2 separate regions of the Homo sapiens genome follow, and region 1 is linked to region 2. A link is a loop called in an ENCODE intact Hi-C map of the cell type or tissue named here. Cell type or tissue: dorsolateral prefrontal cortex. All regions are shown on one strand.

Region 1 (8,000 bases), 460 kb before region 2:
TTATTTCCTCTTCAGTATAAAGTTTATCACTTGATTATAGAAGATATTATAAAGAAGAGAGGAACAGCCAGGTGAAGAGATATATATGGCAAGGTCTGGAAGGGTCCTGAGGACAGGAGCTTCTGTCTCCCCGGAGTTGCCTCCTGGTACAAGGAAGCAGTCCACTAACCTGGAATCTCTGGATTTTCTTAAGGTCTGAGAGCCAATATGAATTTTGAATCTAACTTTATTTCATTTTAAAGCCAACGATTCTTACATTTAGCTGAACTTTTTTAAGATTCTTAATACGTATTATCAAATTCCTGTCACAAAAAAAGTGTACCAGTTGATACTTCCAACCATCTTTAGAAGAATTAGAACCTTATTACATTGATTAATATGGTCTTGAAAAAATTTTTCTCAAAATAAGTACACAGGAAGTGGTAACTAATTTTAATTTGTGCTTAATTTGTTATTTTCAATTCCATTATAGTTTGACATAAAAAAACTTTTAAAATCTTTTATAATTGTTTTGAAATAATTTCTGAGTTTAAGTTTTCTCATTAGAACGTGGGTGAATATAAAATAAATTTTCTACTGGTTTTTCTAGTGTTGCTTTTTTTTTTACACTGAATTATTTGACTCATCTGGAGTTTATTTTTGTTTCTTTCTACCATATAATGGAAGACTATTTTCTGAAGTACCAAGAGAACCTTGTTAAAAGACAGTCTTATTTATAATTCTAAAGCACCAGTTATATGGTCAGTATTTTGTTAAGCCTCTTTTGGGTTTATGAGAATAAAATTTCTTTTTGGAAGATATGTTGACTTATGAAATTATAAAATCTAAGATTTATTAATTTCATATTATAATATATAATATACCAAATTAAAGTGGGGGTAAAAACATTTTTTGTGAGATGAGCTAATTAATGTCTATAAAGCCTCTTTTTTCTACATTGAGATACAGAAAGAGACCACAAAAGTGCAAAGGCAGTCATGTTTGTTTTTGTTAACTGTATAGTTCTTTAACCAGCCAGTGAAAATAAATCTTCACTAAGTTTTATGGAATTATACACATGCCACAAAACACACGTTTCTTGACCTCTTATACTGTGACAAAACATTAGTGCTATTACCCCACTTTTCATATGCTGGATTCTTCACATACGTTAGTTATTGATTCATAGAGCAAATAATATTCAAGTCTTTTGTTGCAGTTTTTTGTTGTGGTGGTTGTTTATCTTAGTGATCTAGCTGAACCTCTCGTATGTATTTGTTGTTTACCTTAGTGATCTAGCTGAACTTCTCATGTATGTATTCCCTGAGTTAGAAACATCATAATTACAAATGCCCTTAAGCTGACATCATATAACATAGTTAAGAACTTGGGCTCTAGACTCAGAGTGCTGAGTTCTAATCCTATATTCCTCACTTTGTAGGTGTCCAGTCTCCTTATTCTCTGTGTCTTGGATGATGGTAATAATATCTACCTTTTAAAGTTGTGGTAGTTGAACTAGTCAGTTCATGTGAAATACAAATGTGTCTGACATGTAATGTTGAAAAAGTTTTCTTGCCATTATTACATACTTCATACCACCCATCCTATGGTCACCTGGATAGCAAAAGGCCACACTGGAACAGTGGTACCACTTGGAGACTTACAGGTAGCTTAGTTGTTTCTTCCCTACCAGCTGCTTACTTTTTCCTCAGTGGTATATGAGCTCTGCTTCCCTCTTTCTTTTTCATTGCTCCTAGATTATTTAAACAAGAGTTACTGTTTAGTATTTTTCTACTAGCTTTTATACTTTTGTACAGTGTCTATTAGGGTACATTTAAGTTGTTAGGTCAGATTTAAGTGCTATTCATAACGTTTTAATGAAGGAGGGATTCAGTGGGAAATAAAAGAAAAATGCATTTGAGATTCCAAACAATTTTTATTAAGCACACACAACCCATAGTGAGGAATGAAGTTAGGTAATTTTTTTTTGAAACAGGGTCTTGCTGTGTTGCCCAGGCTGAAGTGCAGTGGCGTGATCATAGCTCACTGCAACCTAAACTCCTGGACTCAGTGATCCTCCTGCATCAGCCTCTTGAATTGTTAGGATGATAGGCACTTGCCACCATGCCTGGCTGTTTTTTTTTTTGTTTGCTTGTTTTATGTAGAGATGGAGTCTCTCTATGTTGCCCAGGCTGGTCTCAAACTCCTGACCTCAAGTGATCTTCTGCTTCAGTCTCCCAGAGTGTTGGTATTATACCTGTGAACCACCATGTCTGGCCCAGGCTAGGTTTCTTTTAAAAATGAATTATAATGGGAAAAACTAGCAAAATGTAAGATTGGAAAAGAAATATGAAGGGGATAGGTTCAAAAGTTGTTAACCTTTTATTTTGTTTAATAATCTGTTCAGATTTCTGATTTAATGTAAGACAGTATGTCCTAATGGGACCCAATCTCTGAGAGTGTAGTTGTGTTTGTGTAACTTTATAAAACAAAACTACTCTCTGTATTTGATGTAGATAGGAGCCCATTCTTTGCGGTTTTATTTGATTAGTGGTACTTTGTTATGTTGAACTCAGTTTTACAAACTTTTTTTTTTTTTTTACAGTATGTGATCTTCTACCTTTTCTAGGTAGTGTGTCTAGCTTGGACAGGTCAAAAATGATACTTCTCACTAAATTTTATTTTCAAATTGTCAATAAAATGTTATGTGCTGGAGTATAAAAGAAACTGAGAAATTTACAGTCTAGTAAGGCAGAGAGGGAAGTAAAGTATTCTAATACTGTACAGGTATTATTGAAGAACAATGTCGAAGGTATAGCGTAAGCAGCAAGGAGAGAAGTAAATCTTTCTGGGAGTTGGGAACTGCTTTGTTGAAGTGGCAACTGAGTCTTAAAGAATAATTGAGAATGTGACTGGTAAACAAGGACAGAAACATGTTCATGAAAGAAAGCAAGGGACACATTAAATCCTTCCAGGAAATAGTTTGGTGTACATCCCAAATCCTAGTATCATTGAATTATATACAGGGAGTGAATGATGTGATCAAATGGGCATTTTAGAAAGATTATGCTGACAACTCTGGAGGGCTGACTAGTCAGTGTGAAGGTCAGAAAAACAGCAAGAAAGCAAATGCAATAGATCTAGTAGAATGATGAAGTGCTAAACTGACACACTATTTTAAGACTTCAGGAATACCAGGATGAGTAAAACTACATTTAAAATTTTAATCATCTGTGGGGTTTAGCTATGAAAATTTTTTGTTTTCTAAGCTTTCTGCAATGGATATGCACTGCTTTCTTAATAGAAAAAATAGTAAACTTTGTTAAGAGAGAGAGAACTCAGCAAAAGGCTCATTACAGGGGATGTTCAGTTAAAGGGGGTTCCTTGGAGACATTCATGGATCCTCACTCTGCACATTAGGAATATAAGAAAAATGTTGATTTTTTAAAATTTATTTTTGTATATTTATGTTTCATATGATTCTACCAGACATTAAGATAAAACTTAGGGAAAACAGGCAATAGAATAGTGACTTTTAAATTACTTTTCGAAAGTTGGCAGTATAGTCATTGACAGAACCAGGATTCAAATTCTGTATTCTGAGAAAATTATTAATAATAGATTGTCCTGCCTTCTTCTGGCTTTATTAACATATTAACAGTGTCCAGTGTGCAGAATATAAGCATTTTATTGTCAGTACATTCTCCATCATTATTAAAGCCTGTCTTGAACTCTTCATTTCCTTCTAGTTTGTTTCTGTCTAAGACAGGAAACTGGAGAAAGGTATATCATTTTTCCCTTGTGTATTGTTGTGCTTAGAAAGTACATATGGTAGAGATAGCTTTAAATTAATTGGCATCTATATTGCACTGGATAGTTTTAAAATTGCCATTACATGTCAGTGTTTTCTATTTAGGTAATGTTTTAAGTTCTGAAGTTGTTTTTATATACATTAGATCTCCTGGGTCTTGCAGTAGGTAAAAGTAAAGTAGGATATAATTATTTTCATTTCAGAGGTGAAGAAACTAAAATTCAAAGTGTTCCTGGCTAATACAGAGTTGGGACTAGAACCCGGGTCCCCATAATACCTTCCTTTATTGGCCACTAGGTGGTGATAATTCGTTGTTAAGAGAGAATACTGTTATAATTTAGGCTTAACTTAGATCTAGGATGTATAGAACCTGACAAATGATATGAATAGATTTATCAGAATTTTGATAATATAAGCATATTATCAGAATTTTGAAGCAGAGAGAATCAAGTCTTTCTGGAACTACACTGGAGTAATTTACGTGGATGATCTAAATATCCATCATGACAGGAATGGTTGAGGGAATGATGGCCTATTAATAGAATTGAGTATTATGTAACCATTAAGTACTACATGCACACACACATAAAAAGCACTCAGTAGGCCGAGGCGGGTGGATCATGAGGTCAGGAGATCGAGACCATCCTGGCTAACAAGGTGAAACCCCGTCTCTACTACAAATACAAAAAATTAGCCGGGCGCGGTGGCGGGCGCCTGTAGTCCCAGCTACTCGGGAGGCTGAGGCAGGAGAATGGCGTGAACCCGGGAAGCGGAGCTTGCAGTGAGCCGAGATTGCGCCACTGCAGTCCGCAGTCCGGCCTGGGCGACAGAGCGAGACTCCGTCTCAAAAAAAAAAAAAAACAAAAAAAACAAAAGCACTCAGTAAGTATGTGTTCAATTAAAAATAATTATAAAATTTTGTAATTCTGTAGAAAGACTTTCAAATTAGTATTACATGAAAAAAATAAGATACATTGAACATGTAGAGTTAGTTTAACTGTAAAAATGAAATTTAAGAGAACATGTCAAAATTCTGTACAGTACAAAATATTGTAAAATTTTGTACAAGAAACTTTTGTACAAGAAACATTTTGTACAATGGGTGTATATTAATTTTGCAATAAGATTAAAAATAAAAATAAATGAAGGGATAGTTAGAATTCCCAAGATGAAGTCTAGCATCAAAATTTCCAGCCTGCCTTTTTCTGAACTTGTACACGTTTTCTCTATAGCCCAGCTGGGAGCTAAAACTTCAGAATGATAGCATTCTTCTACTTTCTTTGAACATATATGTATTTTAATTAAACATTTTATGTTTCTTCAACAACTAGTAGGACTTTAAAGGCTCTGGACTGTTGTTCTAACAGTTTTCCATAGAGGAAAATAAATATTTTGTTTATCCCACAAGTTTTGTATGAGAGGAGATATCCAAATAAATGTAATAGTCATAATTTCTGTATTCCCAAATCTGAAGAATAATTATAATAGTATACCAGTTAAATGGAAGAGGTGTTGAAATTTAGAATGGTAATGGACTTTATTGCATGTTTAAAGTTCTTTTCAGTTGATAGCACACTTTAAGTGGATTTTTTTAAGGATTTTACTTTCAGATTGATTATCTTAATGTTCCTAATATAGTCTTTTTATAGATTGTTTCTGTTTTATTTTATATAAAGAGTTCATAAAGCCAGGTTTATTATTTTTTAACATGTTTTATTCAGCTTGTTAATCTTAAGTGTATGTTGAAATGTTAACTCTTGACATTTTAAATACTTTGCCAGCAACCGTAAATACCCGTTATAACCATTACCTACAATGGATTTACTATTTTCGTATTTACTTATTGAACAGTAGATTTTATATCATTTTTTAGACTCTTAGGTGGAAAATTGAATTCAAATAACTAGTTCTTTGTGTTAAATTTTCTTCTGTTAGGAAAAAATACACAAAGTCCCTTTTCACAGTAGTGTCCTATGCTAAAGGTCATTGTATTGTCAAAGACGGCTAGTGAGGAGTTGCAGATTACCTCACAAAATCATAAATGGGAAAGGGACTTAGATTAAATCTTAAAATAATAATATTTCAATGAGTATATTTTTCTTCATTGTAACTTAAGAGAATTAAACATGAAGTTAAATGTCTGCAGGATGCATTTATGTGTATTCATAATGACATTTTATGTGCGGGTAAATGTTTTCTTTCTCTCTTTTTTTTTTTTTAAGTTGTTACCATCAAAAGTCTCTGAAACTACATAAAGTGATTACATTCCCTGGTCAACAAAAATGAAGTGTTTGTCACTTCATATGTAAAATTTTCTTGATAGTTATGCTTTTAAAATCTCTTTTTAATGTAAGTTTTTGCCTACTAATCTTTTATTTACATTTTATCTTTTAATGATCTTTATCTTAGCCTCAAAATTATCTATGAAATACTAATTTTATTTTTGCTTCATTTATAAATTTTGAAGCTTTTTTCAATCATTCGTACAGCTTAGATGGTCTAGAACTATGGTAGCCACTAGCTACATGTTGCTCTTTAGTTAAATAAAATATAGAATTGGTTCCTTGGTCACACTAACATATTTCAAATATTAATTAGTTACATTTGGCAGACACATAATTCAGGCTCTTGAATTTCTCAGAAAAAAATAATAAATTTGCTCCTGCAGCCTTGTTATCTATCGCGTGTGGATTTTCTTTAAATGGTGACCATATTTTAACTTTTTGTTTTTACCCATTTTACTTAATTTTGAATTATTTGCCACACAGCTGTGATTCTCAGACATCTGATTTATGGCATAAGAGCTTTTAAAAATTAGACATATGCAGTGAGATTTTGTTAGTGGGTCTGGGATTGGGTCTAAAATCTTTATTTTTAAGAGGTCAGATTAGGAATGATGGGCTTGGAGCACACTAATCATTCATTCCTAGATTTTGTAGGTTTTTTTAAGCTTTACTTTTATATCAAATTAAATCACCAAAAACCTACATTTTCTGATGATAAATTTGTCTCCTTGCAGAGATATTGTTACTGAGTTACAGTTACATTGTTCATTTGTTTAATAAGTATAAGCACTTTCTGTGTGCCAGGCACTGTTGTAAGCATAGAGGGATACATTGATGAATAAAACACAAAAATCCCAGCTCCCATCATTAAATTCTAGTGAAAGTTAAGTCTTTATGTCCCAGAATTTTATGAGAAGAATCAGCAACAGAAGTGGCAGTATGTAGAATGTCTGATTTTGAATTTTATGTTTAATAAAGATCCATTTAATAAATTCTATTAAGGAATTCAATGCTAAGAAAAATTTCTAGTATGACTTGTTATGATTCCTTCTGTTAAAGAATATTGCCTTGCTACAGAGAAACTGTTAAATGCCCAGTTGCACACGTAATTACTGCCCCCACCCTAACATCATGGTCTGTAAGTCTCTTTTTTTATTCTCTGTGTCTCACTCTTTGCTCAAATCCCATCTCTTCCTCTCTCACATTCTCTCCTATTTTAGAGATGTAGTTTTATTATTAACAGTGTGTTTGATTTTAAGCAACCTGAAATTCCTTTGTAAGTAAATGGGCTGTAAAGAACAGAGGGGAAATTGGAAGAGATGAAGGAAGTGAGTGTTTGGTAAGCTCTATTCTGTGAACTTTTAGGAAAGCTAGAATTGTGTTCTGAGAGATAGGGATTCTTAAACTGAAAGTAGATTTCTGTATTTACAGTAACTGTACATTTTAAAAGTTCTCGCAATTTTAGTTTTTATAACTGATTAAGTATTTGTATTTAAAAGGTTGGTGGAAAATCTAGAGATTAGTCCATCTATCTTGTTTTACTATAAATGAAATCCAGCATTTTAAATAATTTACACAAAGACATTCAGCTTGGGAGTATCACAGGCAGGACTAGAACTAGTTTCCTTAATGTTGTCTCTTTGATAAGCTTAAGAGATATTTGTAAATTTTTTACTACTTTCATTAGAAACCCATACGGTTTCTAAAAATTCAGTTAAATTTTTATTGAGTTACTGCTATGTGCAAAGCACTATACTTACCACTGAGCGTGTAAAGTTGAAACTGACTCATTAGTATGCGTGCACCACAGAGACACTTTGTTCAGCTAATCATAAGCACTCAATGAAAATATGATTATTGAAGAAAAACTGTTTCTTACCCTTAAGGGTTTCAAAATCTCAATAATTTATATTCAATAAATTAAA
Region 2 (8,000 bases):
GAGACCAGCTTGGCCAACATGGTGAAACCCCATCTCTACTAAAAATACAAAAATTAGCTGGGCATGATGGCTTGTGCCTTTAGTCCCAGCTACTCGGGAGGCTGAGGCACGAGAATTGCTTGAACCCAGGAGGTGGAGGCTGCAGTGAGCTGAGATCACACCACTGCACTCCAGCCTGAGCGACAGAGCAAGACTCCATTTCAAAAAAAAAAATTTAAATAAATGAGTGAATGTAAATGTTTTTTCCTCATTGCCTTTCTAGATAAGTAACTGGTGAGATAAATTATTTAATCCTTAATTTCTGATGATTTAATAGATGATCTGTTTCATGCCATAGTTACCACCAATGAGTTTAATTTCAAAAACACTGAAAACTTCCTAGTACTCTAAAAAAACATGTTCCAATGTGTTCACCAACGCTTAAAATTCCCATTCCATACTTTATTTCTTAGTGGATAGATTTGTTCCCTACTAATAATGAAATATTCTCAGGAAGAGTAGCATATTAGATTATTATCAAATAGATGTGATGGAAGCAGAATTTAGAAACTGTTCTGAGGAGAGAAGTAGAATGAAAATAGAGAAAGAAGAAAAGAACTGAACCCTTGAAGGCACAAAGGATTATTTTAATGAGTAGTTAGTGTTTCTGTCCCAGTAATTCTGGAAAGCATCAGTCTTAATCAAAAACTAAGTACATTATTTGACAGCTCTTTGGAAATATAGTTGGGAAGAAAAGAGCTTTTTAGAACCTAAATAACAAAAATAGCTTATTTTTGAATGCCTACTTTTGAATATGTTTACGGACTCTACATATATTTTTCTCAGCCTTCAAACAACTCAATGGCAAGAGGTCTCATTTTATAGATGAAGAATCAAAGATTAAACAATGAATGGAAAAACAGGGTTTCTAACCACATCACATACTATTCCACCACCACCATCATCACCACCCTTTCCCGTGAACACGTTCTCCCAAATGCAACAACGCCTATGTAAGCATAAATATGATTCTGTATGGCTCTGATTCAACTAAGCACTTTGCCACACTGCTGCTGGTTCTCACTAAGTAATGTCACAGAACTATATATTGCACTGCCCTAGCACAGAACTGTTTTTCAGAAGTGACTCAAATAGAAAGTGGCATTAGTATTAACATACAAAAACATTCTTTTTTTGAAACTCAGAATGCTGGATCTAAGAAATGGCCACTTTAAGCTTGCACTAAATCTGAGTTTTGATGCTTAGCACATTCATGCTTAACGATCTGAACAATAAGTAGTGTGTCTTCCAACTGGTGCAGCTCATTCCCAGCAGCCTAGATAAAGCTGGTGGTGAGTATCCAGTCATTAGAGCTGGAAATGGACTCAGCACCTAGCATGAGCCAAATTGTGACTTCATGCAGGGCTATTTCTTTTTTCTTTTCTTTTTTTTTTTTTTTTTTGGTTTGTTTGTTTCTGTAGCTGTTCTGTTGCATTAAAGAGGAAAAAATTAATATGAACATTCAGTTCAACAACTGCCTTTGAGCACCTCTTATTGCAAAAGCCCCATGCAAAGTAGACACTGTGGAGATAAATAGATTTTAAAATATGCCCCCAAGGAAACTATGAAATTGCTGGCACAAATATTTAAGGGAAAATGGGCCACACTGACATTCCAGAATAAAACTGGTGAGCATTTCACTTATTAGGTAAAAGAGAAAACTCTTACTCATATTGAAATAATGTTTTGGTCTTCTTCTGAAACATGATATACTTTCCTATATTTGACAAAACTGACTTATCCACTTATGCCTGCTGTTTAGGGAGCCCCTGCTGAGAACTGAGAAGTTTCTGTCCTGAAGTCACCAGCTGAGAGGGCTGTTGCTAAACTCTCCCCACATTCTGTCTCCCAATGGCGTCATAGTCTTTGAACACAATGTAAACACATGCTTAATTTTAAGATTGGCTTATTATCTACATTCAATATCTCTGTTTATCAGAGCCCCTCTTAGTCTCTACATCTGTCTACTTATTCCAAACCTTAGTACAACCTTGCCCATCACTGAGGATGATAAACGTGACACAGATTGTCATTTTCCTTTTTATTCTAATGAGCAATCTGGCTCTCATTAGGGCCAATTAAATTAGAACATCCCCCCCAAAAAAGAATATTTAACGTTTATTCTGAGAACAAAAGAGAAAATGCAAGTGTAATCTGTCAGTTTATCAGGCAATATTTTTAACTTAATATTAAGAAATTGCTGTGAACTCATAAATAAACCATTAGCAAAAAGAAAACTGCTAATTAAGGTATAATCTAATCTGCTCGTCTCCATTTTGATCATAGGGTAAAAGTTCAATAAACTTTTTGATCGATACACCACAGAGATAGAAGTGAAATAGTCAAGACTTTTAATCAGGTAATTCACACTCCAGGAAGAAGAGAGGAAAAAAACACTTTGCCTCAATTCCCTCAAAATTTTGCACTAAAAATCTTGCTTTGGGGTGACTCAACCTCTCACTTATAATTTTACAAACGGCATAACCTGAGCGCTTAGAGACCATTTAGCCCAATTCCCTCATTTTACAAATGAAGAACAGGAATACAAAGACTAAGGGAGGCCCCTGGGGGCAGCGCTGGGCTGAGAACCAGGTGTCCCGACGTCAGCTCCTCCCACCTCACCTCCCTTACAAAAAAAGGGGGTGAGGAGGATACCCCTGTTGCACACAGGAGGTGGGGCGCTGCTTAACTTTTGTTAGCACCATCCGTGGGGGTGCTTGGGAAGTTTCGCTCCCTATGAGCGTGGTGACGTCATGCGAGCCAGGGGTTTTCCTAAAGGCAGCCTATGGCTCTGGCCAACGGGACCAAATCTCGGAGGGCCAAATTGAGGGAGTGTGAAGTGGGGGATGTGGCTGGAGAAGAGAAGGTGATACTAGGCCAGGACAGCTGCAAAATGACTGACAACGAGAATGAGAATATGGGTTCCTCTCTTGAGTCCCCAGAATTTTTTTCAAGTTCTTCAGCTGCATACATTTGGCTCTCTGGCGCCCTTTGTTTTCTGGCTGATGATCCTTTTATTTTTCCTGTCCTACATTTAAAAGAGAAGGAAAGAAGCGGGGAAGTCGGTTCCAACTACTCCTCGCAGCCAGTCCTCGAGCGCCCTCTGCCGTGTACATGGGAGCTCTTTGTCTTAACCTTGCAAGCGCTTACTCCTGGGTGTTGCTTTCCGCTATCAACAGAAGGTTATGGCGACATCTACAGAAGGTTATGGCGACATCTTTGCTTCTGTCTGCTGCTCAGGAAAAGCTTGGAAAATACAAAATTAGGTTGATAAAATTTGTTTCCTGTAGGAGTGTCTCCTAATTCAAGTGGAATGTCGCTCACCAGTGGGCTTAAATAAACCCTTAATCTTAAACATCCACTTTATCATGAAAATGGCACTATTTATTCCACTGGCAATATCTTGTGTCGAAATCTAAACAGTATTTCTTCTCTAATGGGAGTGAGACAGAAAGTCCTGCCAATCAAGCAGGAAAAAGAAGCCTGCATCAGACAGCAGGCCTCTGTTTCAAGGGATAAAAACCCATATTCATTCACCCAGGACTGCCGCAACTTTAAAAAACAATGTCAAAAGGAAAAGAAGGCATTGTTGCAAAAGAAAGTTCTCTGGTGTTTGTTTCATTCTTTTTTCTCTTATTTTCTTCTCTTAAAGAAAAAAATAAAAGCTGGTATAATTCCTGGTTTGCTTAAAGGCTAATGTATATTTACAGAAGCATCCAAGCCATGAATCGCTTTGAATTGAGTCGCTGTTAGATGTACAATAGGCCTACTGTGTTGCAAAGAGTCTGGCCACTCATCATGACCCCCTATTCAGTCGACCGTCCATTAATCTAAACACAGGCTCTCTCAGAGACATCCAGAAGCCCAACAATGGTTTACATTTTTTGGATGCTACCTTCCGGTTACTGTACCTAAGTGGGGAAATGTTGCTGAGAGATATTCCAATTTGACTCCCAAACGGGTTTTAAGCAAGTTACCATCCACTTGCCCTAAGCACAAAAGAACAGGTTTTCTTTTCCTCTGCCAAGTATCAATTTTTATATCAGATAGACGTCAATTATTGCTAAAAAGCTGATACAATAATAATGGAGCAGCACACAGTGGGCAGAGTCCCACTGCAGTGAAATTGGATAAGGATTTGGTTTGATTATGTAACTTTTTAGAGCAGCATAGTTTCTGCTAATAGCATGATAAATAAACAGCATCTATAGAATGTCTGAAGAATGACAATTTTAAAAAGAAAGAAAAAACAAAGGTGACCCTTGAATGTCTCTGACAACTAATCAATTTCTGACTACCTTTTTAGTCCCTTCCCTTTACCTCACCAACAACTGCATGTCACCAAACAAGGTTTCCCAAAGAATCTCCTTCTTTCCCCTGCTGGATCAGGTGAATCATAGAATCCACCATACAACTGACAAAAAGTTTTGTTCTACCATAAAGCAATGTAAAGATTAAATGTAAAGCAATGGCCAGATTTCACTTGGAACTTTCTTCTTGTTCAAATTCACTGTAAAATCCCCTTGGTTTAAAACAATGCAAGGTATACGTCCATACCACCCTGAACGCACCCGATCTCGTCTAAAACAATGCAGGAAGAAAATCACGTATTCTGCCGGAAATTCATTTATTTATCTGTACTATAAGACCATTGACTATTCCCTCACTATTTCCATAGTTTTATTAATGCTACAGAAAGAGAAAGTAACATTTTTCCCCAAGATCCCTTCTCATTTTATGGAGTAGATATTTTGAGGCATTACCTAAGTACTCCCAAGCATCCAAATATCCAAATCTAAAATATCTAAAATATCCCAAATATCTAAACACCTCAGATGGGTAAAAGCCTACCTTTTTTTGGGAGATATTCATAAGAGGAAGAGGGAGAGAGCTCACATCCTTATTTTTAACTCATTGCTGTGTCTAAATATCCCCACTACCAGCATCTAAGCTGAATTCTCCCTAGAAATGCTCAGTGCTGGTTATCAGAAGAGAATATGACATAATGATTAACTAGCACAGTATTGACTGTTTCTACTTATCACCACCATGACAAACTGCAAGATCGAACTTCTACTCCATCCCTCATTTTTGTCCACATGAAATCAGAAACCAATTTGACCCATTTATTCACTGAAATGCTTTAATTAGATGGTCTCAGGTACTCTCCAGAAATTACTTTCACTTTCTAACTTCATCACCCACAACTTTTCGCCAGCCACCACCCCTTTAAAAAGACCTCCAACCCGGGTGCTTATTAAAATAGCAGAAGCCCAAGCTCCACCTAGACCTACTAAATTAGAAACTCTGAGATGGAGGCCCAGGAATCTGCATTTACTAAGCTTCCCCCATCACCAGGTGATTTTGATGCAAATGCATTTATTTTATTGCCGCCATAATTCTGAGGAATCACAGTAGAAGCTAACATTTATTAGACTTCTGTTTTTTGCCAGGCACTGTTTGAAACACTTCATACATGTATTAATTCTTTTAATTATCACAATAACTTTATAAGAGGGTACAGTTTTTACCCTTATTTAGATGTTGATTATCCTTTCTGAGATAAAGGGACATTAGGAAACTTATTCAAGAGCACACAGTTAGTATATGGCAAGAGAAAAGATTCAGATCCAGAGGATGTCATTCCAAGCCTGTCACTAAATCACCAGGTTTTACAATCTCTAAAACAATTATTTGTCCTCTGTCTTCTCTACTAGGCTATGAATTTGTTAAGGGCAGGAATCATAGCTTTTCATCCAGATAGCTGCAGCACTCATCCAAGTGTGTGATGAACTCAAGAAATGTTTATCGAATTGTTTATTAGGTTGGTGCAAAAGTAATTGCAGTTTTGGCCATTAAAAAGAGGTAAAAACCCAGCACTTTGAGAGGCTGAGGCAGGCAGATCACGAGGTCAAGAGATCGAGACCATCCTGGTCAACATGATCGTAGTAGAAACCCCGTCTCTACTAAAAATACAAAAATTAGCTGGGCATGGTGGTGCATGCCCCTAGTCCCAGCTGCTCGGGAGGCTGAGGCAGGAGAATTGTCTGAACCCAGGAGGTGGAGGTTGCAGTGAGCCAAGATTGCACCACTGCACTCCAGCCTGGTGACAGAGCCAGAATTCGTCTCAAAAAAAAAAAAAAAAAAAAAAAAGGTGAAAACCACAATTACTTTTGCACCAACCTATAAAATGTAGAATAAACCAAGATACAATGTTTTTGTCTATGGATAGTATTAGGCTGGTGCAAAAGTAATTGTGGTTTTTGCCATTACCTTTGCACCAACCTAATATCAGTGAGATTTTTAAAAAACCCAAAACCTCATTGACCACAAAAGTAAATAAATAAGTAAATGTGGCAGTGCTTTGGTGAAACACCAACGAGATGATGTCTGGTTTTCATTAAAAATCATAAGTAATATAATAAATATATCAAGTTAATTCATACCAGAAACCAAAGCTTACACAGCGTCATACTGTAATACCTCAGAAAGCAGTCCTGGGGACAACCAAGAGGTGCCCAGGGGTTTACTAGTGATCCCCAAACCATGTTGTCATGTCCCTGGGTCTAGGTGTAACTTCAAAACATAAAGAATACACAAGACTATATTGCTGCTTCATTCTGAGGAGAGGCATGTCACTCCTCTTCTTCCTTATCAAATACCTAGAAACTGCAGCCACACAGTTCAGTTAAGTAAACATTTCCAAATCTGTGAAGGAAGATCCAGCTAGCTGTACAGTGGTGGTAGTGCCTTTCAAGTTTGGCTCTGCTCCCTAAAAGGCATAGGCATTCACCTGTTTCATCAAGGTAGGGTATTGTCAGGTGTGTCCAAGTGCATTAGAAATGTCACCGATGTTACCAGCTGCTTCCTAAGAAGAAAAAAGACCTAGAACCCGAATTATGAACAAACAGAGTCTTATTTACATAACTGATATCAGAACTCACATGTTGTGTCCACACTTAGTCTAAGTCCAAATAAAACTGAGAAAGCACATAAACTATTCAGCCAGATATTTAGCATTTTATATATTTATAAGTATATATCTATATCTATATCTATATATCCATATCTATGGATAACTATGTAGACATTTTTCTATTTTTTAATCCAGATGTTCTGATGCTATATTTACATACGTATATACATAAATAGTCATAGTCATCAGATTTCTAATCTGTTGCTTCAACTCCCACATCTTCCAAGTTTTTGACTCAGCTAGGATCACAGGTACCCACTTCTGGATGCACACACCTCACACACAATGCTGACCCTGATGGGATTTTTAGATGAGTTTCAGGGGGTCTCAGGGAATCTCATTAAAAAAAAAACTGTCAGACCCCAGAAATTAACTATTTTCTTGTTTCCAGACTTGCTGAGGAAATATTTTTCTCTTTTTTAGAGAAAATGTATACACCATACCCTACAAGAGCATGTGTCATCTAAACTGTATAAGGGATCATTTGCTGTTGGTGACTTTGAAGTTCTGAATAAATACTCAGAACAAATATCATATTGAAAGTCAAGCCATTGACAGACATGGACACAGCCGCACATTGCCCAGCACTGCTTTGCTGCAGAGAGTTTGCTTTATAAGCTCACGACGCCAGGATAGTCCAGCATTTTGGTCACGTGGGGCTAAGACCAAATTATCAGACTGAAAAAGAAGCAGCCTTGCTTGTGCAGAGAAGGAGAGTCATCAGCATCCTGATTACTTTTAGTGATACAACATATATCTCCCTTTCTTTTCTCCAAGAGTCGTTATGAAAATGGTGATGAAGGTTGCAGCCACTGTCAGCTCCTCCAGGACCGACAACAAAAAGTAGACACCTCACTACTGAAAGTAAGATTTTATATGATTTCTGCTTCCTTTTGTGATTTGCCTCCATATTCTCCTGCCAAAGAATGCAACAGCTTCATAAACAGTGACATGAGGACAGAGCTTGGCTTTCCAATCTAAGTTA

The links. A loop is a pair of places that touch in the nucleus more often than their neighbours do. Peaks named below come from ENCODE experiments on the same cell type or tissue, not always from the same donor. Only the 100,000 strongest peaks of a DNase experiment are listed, where the experiment ranks them.
Region 1: a loop joins it to region 2, with 3 times the contacts of the local background. A loop is called at or near these places in 18 of 110 quality-filtered maps.

What each region holds. Positions count from the first base shown.
Region 1 is chr1:219,200,728-219,208,727 of GRCh38, forward strand. All of the region lies in intron 3 of LYPLAL1 (lysophospholipase like 1), which reads left to right. It also overlaps the pseudogene RIMKLBP2. Among named protein-coding and RNA genes, the nearest start is that of LYPLAL1, 31 kb to the left of the region's middle. In dorsolateral prefrontal cortex, a CTCF peak has its summit at 4,081 (motif pointing right); no DNase peak of the experiment used is centred here.
Region 2 is chr1:219,658,093-219,666,092 of GRCh38, forward strand. No RefSeq gene overlaps it. Among named protein-coding and RNA genes, the nearest start is that of ZC3H11B, 49 kb to the left of the region's middle. RefSeq lists enhancers at 2,995-3,289, 3,236-3,285 and a silencer at 3,082-3,281. In dorsolateral prefrontal cortex, CTCF peaks have their summits at 3,157 (motif pointing left) and 3,356; DNase peaks (open chromatin) are centred at 2,779 and 3,139; H3K4me3 peaks cover 1,567 bases; H3K27ac peaks cover 3,082 bases.